Regions from separate parts of the Homo sapiens genome. Here region 1 is linked to region 2. The links are chromatin contacts, found by Hi-C or POLR2A ChIA-PET in ENCODE. All regions are on one chromosome and are shown on one strand. Each heading gives the region's core, a stretch centred on a gene start or an enhancer-like site at or near the end of the contact. The rest is flanking DNA. Distances are from core to core; before and after follow the strand shown. Region 1 overlaps SETBP1 (SET binding protein 1). Region 2 holds the start of SETBP1-DT (SETBP1 divergent transcript).

Region 1 (4,680 bases), core at 680-3,179, 190 kb after region 2:
TCTATAGATTCACACATACTTACAATTTCAGGGAGCCATGGACCTGATGAAGGCCATCCATAGCCCATGGTTCCTAATTTAAGACCCTCTGAAGAACTGATAGCACATAGAAATAGTTTAGAGAGAGCAGCAAGAGAGAAGTGATGAAGTCAGAGATGGAGCACAAAGTGGGAAGGCCATTGAGCCTAGATTCCCAGTCCAGAAATCTCACATTTGCCTTCTGCGATCCCACTTCTGTAGCTCTCATCCAGGCTATGGTAAGTCCATTGCTGGTCAGTTGTCGTGGGGATACTGTATGCAAACTGAAAAGTGTCACTGAGAAAATTTCTTTATTCTTTTGCAGCTCCTCACAGCCAGTGACCTTGCAGCCAGTGACCTCAAAGGATTTCAGCCACAGGTAAGTTCCACTGATGCTTTTAAGAAGTTTGGAAGAGTAAAATGATCCAGAGTTTGGTTGTCAACAAGCACCTTTGGGGCCAGGACAGAAACCCGAACCTTGGATTTCTAGCTTCTTTCCCTAGCTAACTGACAATGACCTGGTGGCTTGCTCTCCTCCTCCAGCTCCTCTCATTCTAGCATGGACAAAACCACCTCTTTCTGCTCTTTCGTTCCTAATATTCTATAGGAGAAAAATATATAGAGATCAAGATGCTCGGAATGTTAAGTGTTGGGGATTCAGCTTAGGAAAGGGTTAAACCAATGGCGGCAGAGGGTGGGTTGGGTTTGGGGTTCTCCCCTGCATTTCTCTCTTTTTGGACAGGACACTCGCATGTCTGTAATCTTTGCGGCAAATGCCTCCTAGTCAAGGCCTGATAGCCAAGTTAATCTCAGACTCCTGCAGAGGCAGACAGTTGAGGTTTGCTGATCTTGGTCAGGAAATGGGCCACTGTTATCTCTGGCCAGAGTGGTGTTTGGAGGTTACTATGGGCAAACTGTGTGAGGATGTAGGCAAGGGCTTTCTGGAGACTTTTTTGCAGGGGTGAAAATGGACATCATCCTGCCTGTCTCTGGAAAAGGAGTCCACACAAAGACACATACACACAAATCTCAGCTATACAAAAGCCCTTGTGTGCTCACATAGAGCCTGGTGTAGTTAGAACATGTACATAAAGAAAGATCAATCCAAAGGTGATCATTAAGGGACTTGGCCCCTGCCGCTGTCCCCCTTGCAAAATGAAACTTTCTGTCACCCTTCAACTCAGTGCCTGCCTCAAGGTCTCACAGTGCTGTACCTTTGTGGGAAAATAAATTATAGCTAACGGCAGCGAACTTCCAGGGGTCGAGCAAATATGTTTCTAATTGCAGGAATTTCATGTATTTGGGCACGTTTTCTTCTTTAAAGGTGTTTCACATCCAGGAGCCCACTGCACCCTCCCTACCCTTCTCCCATGTGAGCCACATCCTGTGCGCACCCTCTCACTGCTGAGGAACCTGAGGACCCAGTCCTGATGCACAGTGGCCCCAGATCACACAGAGAGCTAGGAACAGGTGACAGTGGGAGGCTAGAGGAAGAGAATTAACAGAATCAAGGGCCCTGTTGGTGAGAATCAAAGATAGATTCGCACACCAGTGTGGGGTGTTGTCATCTCACCTTGTTAATCCTCCTGTCTGGAAAGTAGTGAGTTTTTAGACAGAGATGGCCAGTAAGCCTTTTTTGTCAACCACTGAAAACCTTTAATTAATTACTTTTTCACATATTTACACAAACTTCCAGTTGGGCTAAGGGAATGTGAAACAAAAACAAAAGAAAATCAACATTTACCGCCTACCCCACCCACCTCCACACCTACACTCATACATGGTGGCAATTCCAGGTAAATATTTTGTTTTAATCTGAAAATTTATAACATTAAAGGAAATTGTGTGGTGCTGTTTTACTGCTTGAAAAGGACACCCGGTAGAGACTGAGTTTATTGGAGTTGTGTGTGTGCGCGTGGTTTTGGCATGGTTTCCTTCGGAGCTGAACACGTTCTCTCCGTGTTTGTTGACCTACACTTTTAGATATTAGATTTAAACTAATAGAGCAAACTTTCCAGTGAAGGAGAAGTTAGCTATATTTGAGGTTCGTGCATAACATTTGAGGGCATTATCCTAGAAAGGCAGCTTCCAGCCTCCCCCACAACCAGCCCCACAGCTTCCAGTGCAGATGGCTCGCTCCTCTGGTTCTGTTCAGCCCTTCCATGTTATTCCATTTGCGTGTCATCACCCTGAGGCAAGAAACATAAATGCCTATTTTTCACTCCTCAGGATGCCTGTTCTTGAGGCCAGGAAGTCCTGGGAAACTGGTGGCCAGGGTGTAATGCCCAGATCAAAGTTAATTCTCTAGTGAAAGGCCCAGATGTGTCTCGGGTCAACAGCATCCTTTTGGGTGCTTTTTAAAACAGAAATAGAAAGCTGTCCACAGGCATTGCACTGCCCCCTCCAGCCCCACTGCACCAAACTGCTGGCTTCTGTTGTTATTTTTCCCCTTCTCTCTTTGGGTTTCAGATGAAACTGAGTCCCACACAATAATGCATGGGTGTGTTCCCCTCCAAGACCCATCATTGACTGTCAGGAGGGGACTCACTGAGGACCCCTCCCAGGGATAACTATCTGTCCTCTCAGCTTTTGCATGGTGCCCACTTACCACTTGAATGTAGAGGTTTTCTGTTTGTTTTTCTTGATGCCTGTTCCTGCTTTAGACTCTTAAGGAAGATAGTTACAAAATCTTTGATGATTTTGAAAGTGTGTAGAGTAGTGACTGTATTGAGCTGGCTTTTCTGTTGATTTGTCTCTGTCTTCTCTCTGCTTCCAGATAGAGAAGAGGAAGGTAAGGAAGTGATTACCTACCTTTCTCCCCATGGTTATTGGTTACTAAAAATGCGATGTTCATTCCTGGAAATAAACACATGACTTTTCAGGTTGAGCCTGAAAGCCCGTGTTTTCTAGGGTATTGTGTTTTAGCAGGTGGTGATCTCCCCAGAGGCTGGTGAGCCTGGCCTCCGGGCCACAGGGTAGAGCTTCTTCTAGAGTCAGGCCTGGTGCTGGTAGGCGGTACTATTCTCAGCAAGTTTTAAAGGCACAGATGGAAAAGCTTCTGAAATTCACACCTAACCCACCCTGACTCTTCTACCTCCAAACACATCTCCTTTTACCTTCTAACATCCTGTTCTTGCCTTTTGAAGCAACAGACACACTTGAGTACCCTCCTTTCTAAGTCTTTGGGTTACTGGAAATGAGAACCCTCACTTCTTTTGTCTGTCTGGTCCCCTGCATTCCTAAGAGGAATAAGAGCTGACATCTAATTTTCTTTAGTAAAAGCCCAAAAACCATATGCTTTCCTCTGCATTTTTCTTTTATGCTTTTTTCCCTCTAATATAAAAGTTGTAAGTGTCCATTGTAGAAATTTGGAATATACAGAAAACCATCAGAAAGAAAATACCCTATCATTTCACCTCAGAATCATACACAATGACATTTTGGGGTATAGTCTTCCGATCTTTGTTCTACATAGACACACACATCTGTTTTTTTTTAATGGTAATATTTTATATGCTTTTTTGTTACCTTATTTTTTGTTGGTTTGCATGCTTTCCACAACACTGGAAAATCCAGCAGCTAGCCATGCTTGCACTAGTTGTTAGTACCATCATTCATTTACTACCCCCTCTTGCTGGACAACCCATTCCTTTTGCAGGCTGAGATCTCCAGGAGCAATCCAAGGCAAACGCTGGCATCCAGTGCCTTCATCCAGGATGCAAAGAGCATTCAAGGCTTCTTGGCATTTATTTATTTACTTTTATTTCTCAGTTCCTACAAGAATGTGCAGGCTGCTTAAACTTTGCAGTAAAGTGCCTGTGGGTGATGCCCACGTGCTTGTGCACATGCTTACGAGGTGGGGGAATGTGGTAAGGAAATAGCCATAGCATGGGCACCATATTCAGACTCAGGTCCTGCATGCCCAGCCACAGTGGTGGAACAGTGATGTGACAACGAACGTCCACCACAGAGGAAAGCACAGACTAAAGGATTTGGTCCTCACCTGCTACATAAACCCTCTGTTGTCTCAGAGAATAGGATACTTCCTTTAGGCAAAATGGAGTATTATTTCAAGTGTGGGGCAAGTGTAATGGCCACCTATGAAGGGTGGCTGTTTTTAATGAGTTTCTAAAATGTCAATTGCTACTATGGTCAAGGGCATGCTGTGGTGGAAGATAAGAAGAGAGTAAACAAGAACACATAGGAAAACATGTTTTAGTGCAGAGAAAACAGAACTTTCACTCACTTAGTTGCCATTTCATTCAACAGGCATCCATGGAAGACCTTTCTGTAGGGCTCCCAGCTATACACAGACCCTTCCCCAGATGTTGACAATTCTGAAATGTTCTGCCACCAATATTAGCTTTGTGACCCTGACGAAGTTACCTAATGTCTTTGATCTTGATTTACCTTATTAAGCAAAGGAGTTGTGCAGCTTATTTCACAGAGAGTATGGGCATTGATGAGACAATGCATGTGAAAGTAGCATTGTATGCCTGAAATGCACAGTGAGGTATTGTTTCTTCCATTAGAGAAGTGCAGAATAAATTAATTGAAAATTCAAATGTAGAAGAAATTATATGTCTATGGAACAAGCAGGGAGGTCGTCCCGGCAGAGGTGGTGTTGTACCTGGGCCAGGATGGGTGAGAAAAAAGTGAGGC
Region 2 (4,523 bases), core at 330-2,829:
TGAACTATCCGTTCTGAGTCAGACTGAATCTGCATCCAGACAGGAATCGGGATGGGATTGGGGCTGGAAGGGGTTCACCCTTCAATCCCCAGTCTCTTTCACTCCACTTCACTGCAGCGTTCCTATGAAAAACTTGACGAAGAAGTTCTGTGAAGGAACTCAAACCAGCAGCCAATGCAGGGAGGCAGCCACTGATGGCCTCAGTGAGGGAATGCCCCCGACGTACCTCCAAATCATTCCTCAGTCCAAATAGCCTAAAACTCTCATGAAGAACGTGATAGGAGTCCTCTCAGAATCCGAGTCCTCGGTCAACTTTACCCCAAGTTCTTTGAGCGGAACCATTTGCAGACCTTCCCGAATCCGTATCTATCCTATATTGTTTTACAATGTAGACATGTCTCTGAAGGGTTCCATTCGTGTTTCCCTGAAAAGACCCCCTTTGTAGGCCAAATACAAAAACTCAGAGATTACAAATGCCACCATATTTTGTAAGAACTGAAGACATTCCACTTTGTTCTTCCCACCCTGAAAACAACTGCATGCCAGTCTGCGTTTGTCATCTCTCCGTGTCCTTCCCTTCATCAAGTGTCCAATTCTCTTGAATAACGAGAAAATGCACATGAGATCTGAATGCATACAAGTCGCTTAACAACAACAATAAAATAATAATAATAATTTAAAAAAACCCTGAAAGTGAAATATAATTACCAGGTTAAAAAAAAAATGCGCCCAGTTTCGAGAGCCTATCACAGCTCACGTCTGGGCGCGCAGTACCCCCCCGACACTGCTCCTGTTGTGTCAGATAGTGGCAGTGTTGAGCCCAGGAATACGCGCGGAGCCCGCGGCGATCCCCGCGGCCGCTCAGTCTTCGCGGCGGACTCCGGCGCGCAGGAGCCACTGGGCCGCAAGGGCGCCGGGGAGCGGGAGGGGCGCTGGGGGCGGCAAGGGGTCCCAGATCCCAGGCCACGAACTGTTTTCCTTTTCCCCGGGCAAGAGCCCCGCTCCCTTCAACTGACAGAAATTCACTGGGGCAGGGGGGCGAGTGGGGAGAGAGGTCGCTCAGGGCTCGCTACTGGCTGCGCCTCCCCCGGCTCTGGTCTGGGAAGCGGCTCTGGGCCCTCCGGGCGAGCAGCTTGGGCGCCGGCGCCCCCTGCGAGGAAGATCGCGGGGTGACGGTCGGTACCCGTTCGGCTGGGCCGCGCTGCCGCTCCGATCCACCTCCCTTCCGCGCCCGCGCCCTCCCCCTTCCTTTCACTAGGAGTCCGGGATTCGGAGAGGGCGCGGGAGGCAGGCACACGGGCCCGACCCCACTCCAGCGCTCACCGGGGACGCGGGCGGGCGGCGACGGGACGCGGCGGGGGCGCGGGGCGGGCGCGGCCATGGAGCAGCAGCGGCGGCGGCGGCGGCGGCGGCGGCAACACTAGCGACCGCGGGCGGACGAGCGGGCGGGCAGGGCCGCCGGGCTCAGCGGACCGAACTGCACAGCTCAGCAAAAGCGCCCTCGCCCTCCGCGCGCCGCCTCCTGCGAGCCCAAACCCACCAACATTTTTTAACGCTCCAACCCATCCTTTGAAGAAAAGCAAAAAAAAAAAAAAAAAAAAAAAAAAAAGCAAAAAAAGAAAAAGCATTGATCGGAGAGACGGGGATATATATATATATATATATATATATATATATATAAAATTTTTTTTGGCTCCTGCTAAAATTAGCAGGGCTCGCCGCGCGCCTGTGTGCCAGTGTGTGCGAGTGTGTGTGCGTGCGGGCGTGTGTGTGTGAATGTGATTACTCCAGGACTCCTCGGGCTCCGGAGACGCCATTTTCCCCCTTGATATCTCTCTCCATAAATCGGTGGCGCGGCGGAGGCGGCAGAGTCGGGCGGGAAGCGCGGGGCCGGCCGGGGCGCCCGCCGCTCGCCGCCGCCTCCGCGCGCCCGGGGGCCCCGGCGCCCCCCGAGCTAGGGCGGCCAGCTCGCGGCTCGCCGTTTGACAGATGCTCATCGCCATGGAGTTGCCGCAGCAGCACCTTTGGGGGCTCGGGCGAGCGACGGGAGCCGGGATCTGAGCGAGCGCCGGGGCCAGCGGAGCCGGAGCCGCCGGGACATGGGTGAGCACGCGCGGCGACCTTGGCCCGGGAGCCCGGGCGCCCAGCCTCCCTCCGCGCCGCGGGCCCCCGCACTCCCGGAACCGGGGGCGACGTGTGTGCCCTGCATGCAAAAGTTCACGTCGCCTTGCTGGGTCTTTGACTTTGCACCCGGCGGGAAGGGGGAGACCGGGCCGAGGGGGCGGGATGCCGGTCCGGGCGAGGTTGCAGGAGATGGGCGCGATTCCGGCGGGCCGGCGGGTGGGCGGCGATGCTGGCTCAATTGGAGTGGCTCGTTGGTGGCGGCGATGGTGGAAGCTTTGGGCTGGAGGGCTGGGAGCTTATTGAGTTTCGCCTAATCTGATCTACCCCCCCTCCGCCCCCCGCCTTTTGCACCCTCCCTCGGTCCTGCAGCCGGCTGGCGGGGCTGGCGGGTTTGGCGTTGGTGGAGTGGACTCGGGAGGGGGAGGGGGTAAGGAAAGGGGTGGGAAGGCAGGATTTTTTTTTTCTCTCTTTGTAACTTGCAGGTTAAGTGGAGCTAGAGAGCTACATTGTAACCTAGTTGGATTTTTTTGGGGGGGGAATGTATCAGAATCTAACGTGTCGTTAATAGAAAGAAGAACAGGCAAGAAGTGGTCCAGCCGGCGAAGGTTGGTGTGTGCTTGTGTTGTGCCTGTGTGTTAGTCTTTTTCTTAAAAATCTTAATCAATGGATTTGAGTCTCTTTCTTGTGCTCTCTGGTTTTGGGACTCTGAAAAGATAGGAATTCCCTTAAAAGCAGACGAATGCCTTTTTGAAAGCACGCATTGTGTGCGTTTCTAGAGGAGCCGTGGGCTTGGGAATGAACGGCAGGCTTCCCCGTTCGGTGGTTTCCAGTGGGAAATCACTCCGGAAAGGGAACCCTTCGGTATCGATTTATTGTTTTTGTCTTCCAAACCATTATCTCTTTGACCGAAATACTGTCTGAGAAGTTCCGCAGGGACAAAGTCAGGTAAACTGGACCGGGCAGATCTTTGGCAAGATGGTGATAACGGGGATGCTGTTTTCAGTGTCTGTTTGTGATGGAAGCATTGTTGGGTAATAGCAATTTCTGATCGGTAGAGCATGCTGGTTCTAAAAAAATAAGTTAACTGCCGAAATACTGTCTTCCAGCCCCCCTCCCCTGCACAGTACAGCACCTATTCCCCCCGCCCCCCCATCCAGACCGCTTACTACAAGTCTGAAATCGGATCCAACTGGAAATATTTTCATTGGAGATTGAAAGTTGTGCAATTGGAAATAGATGAGGCTAGAGGTATTGAGAGTGTGGAAGGGGAGTTCTTATTGCCCCCTAATGCTGCATTTATTCTTTATGTGTGTCTGTGTTGGATTCTCAGGGTGTGTATCTGTCTAAAAGGACTGTTGTGGGAAGGATTTCCGATTCGTTTCCGTTTCAAATAAACTGTCCTGATAATCTCACGGTTGACATCTAACGCTAAAAGGGCAATTTGTGTGTCTCTTTATCCCTGCAGAAACTCTCCTCCAAAAGGGCAGTTTATTCTGGAATTCTACAGCAGATACCTTTCCCTTCCAGCCCCTACACTCCCCCCACCTCCTGCCAACTATCCACACCTTTCCCCTTAAAGTTTAGTTGGAGTCCACTGGCGTTGATTGTTTTTCTCTTACATCTTTTTCCTTCTTTTTCTTTTCATTCCTTCACTCTTCATCCTGTTTTTCTTCTTTTTCTGTAGATTTATACTAAAAACTAATTTCTTGAAGTCTCTGTACTGTCACCAAAACTATCTGCCGATTTGGCACCATCTCTTACCCTCCTTTAGTAAATAGGTATATCTCCTGTGCCCCATCCAAACTCATCTTCACGTGCAAAGCATGTGTGTGTCGTGGGAGAAAGGGGATGGGGTAGAGAAGAGGTATTTGGAGAGGAAGGGCGGTGTTGTGTGCAGGCCACATCTTCAACACTGGACCAGACCTGGGCATTCCGGGGAGAGTTTCCTTTGCACACCCCAGCTGGGATGGGAAGGCGGAGCCAACCAGACAGGGGCGTGTGAGGGAGGAGAAAGTTTGTAGCACTTTAAGATGTAGCTAGTTTACCATCCCAGGTCACTCCCTCCCTTTTTTTCTGATTTCTCTGGCTTCTACCATCCTTAAACTCCCTGAGGGAGGCGTGAGCTCTTTTGCTCTGACGAGGGATTCCCAGGTGTCAGAGTGAAGGTGAGGTGCTGTGTTTTCCCCTGTGCTTAGTCTCATTGCCTGTTCCCAGAAAAGGGTATTAAGACAGAGTGTTTGGGGGAAAGTCGGAAGAGGAGGAAGAAATCAAGTGTGGTTAAACAGAGTATTTGCAAACGGCAGGGAATGTAGCCCCCAAAGATATGGAGACCAGGTACCCAGAGTGTTGCTTGGCACACGATTTCTCCTCCCCCGTTAAGGGGACAAAACCAAAACCAA

The links. Hi-C counts contacts between places; a loop is a spot of excess contacts on that map. ChIA-PET counts read pairs that join two places held with the same protein, here RNA polymerase II (POLR2A). Pooled maps may share reads with other maps.
Region 1: a map of spleen shows a loop between it and region 2 (2.7-fold over the local background). The contact joins the enhancer-like site here to the promoter of SETBP1-DT in region 2. A Hi-C loop is called at or near these places in 14 of 168 maps with a recorded cell type or tissue (B cell, Calu3, MCF 10A and 9 more), 3 of 37 single-sample maps with no recorded cell type and 25 of 50 pooled maps. POLR2A ChIA-PET finds 5 or more read pairs at or near these places in 8 of 52 experiments (AG04449, PC-3, activated B cell and 4 more).

Annotation. Positions count from the first base shown.
Region 1 is chr18:44,868,887-44,873,566 of GRCh38, forward strand. It overlaps SETBP1 (SET binding protein 1), which reads left to right. Exons shown (of 6, transcript NM_015559.3): 3 at 344-397. Among named protein-coding and RNA genes, the nearest start is that of MIR4319, 99 kb to the right of the region's middle. Within about 2 kb of position 1,930, at least 2 of the 41 ENCODE cell types and tissues checked have a DNase peak (open chromatin) inside an H3K27ac peak, as active enhancers do.
Region 2 is chr18:44,678,293-44,682,815 of GRCh38, forward strand. SETBP1-DT (SETBP1 divergent transcript) reads right to left here and starts at 1,580. Exons shown (of 2, transcript NR_187430.2): 1 at 1,324-1,580; 2 at 1-597. SETBP1 (SET binding protein 1) reads left to right here and starts at 2,596. Exons shown (of 6, transcript NM_015559.3): 1 at 2,596-2,729. RefSeq lists silencers at 721-1,360, 2,031-2,280, 2,421-2,470 and enhancers at 4,342-4,411, 4,522-4,523.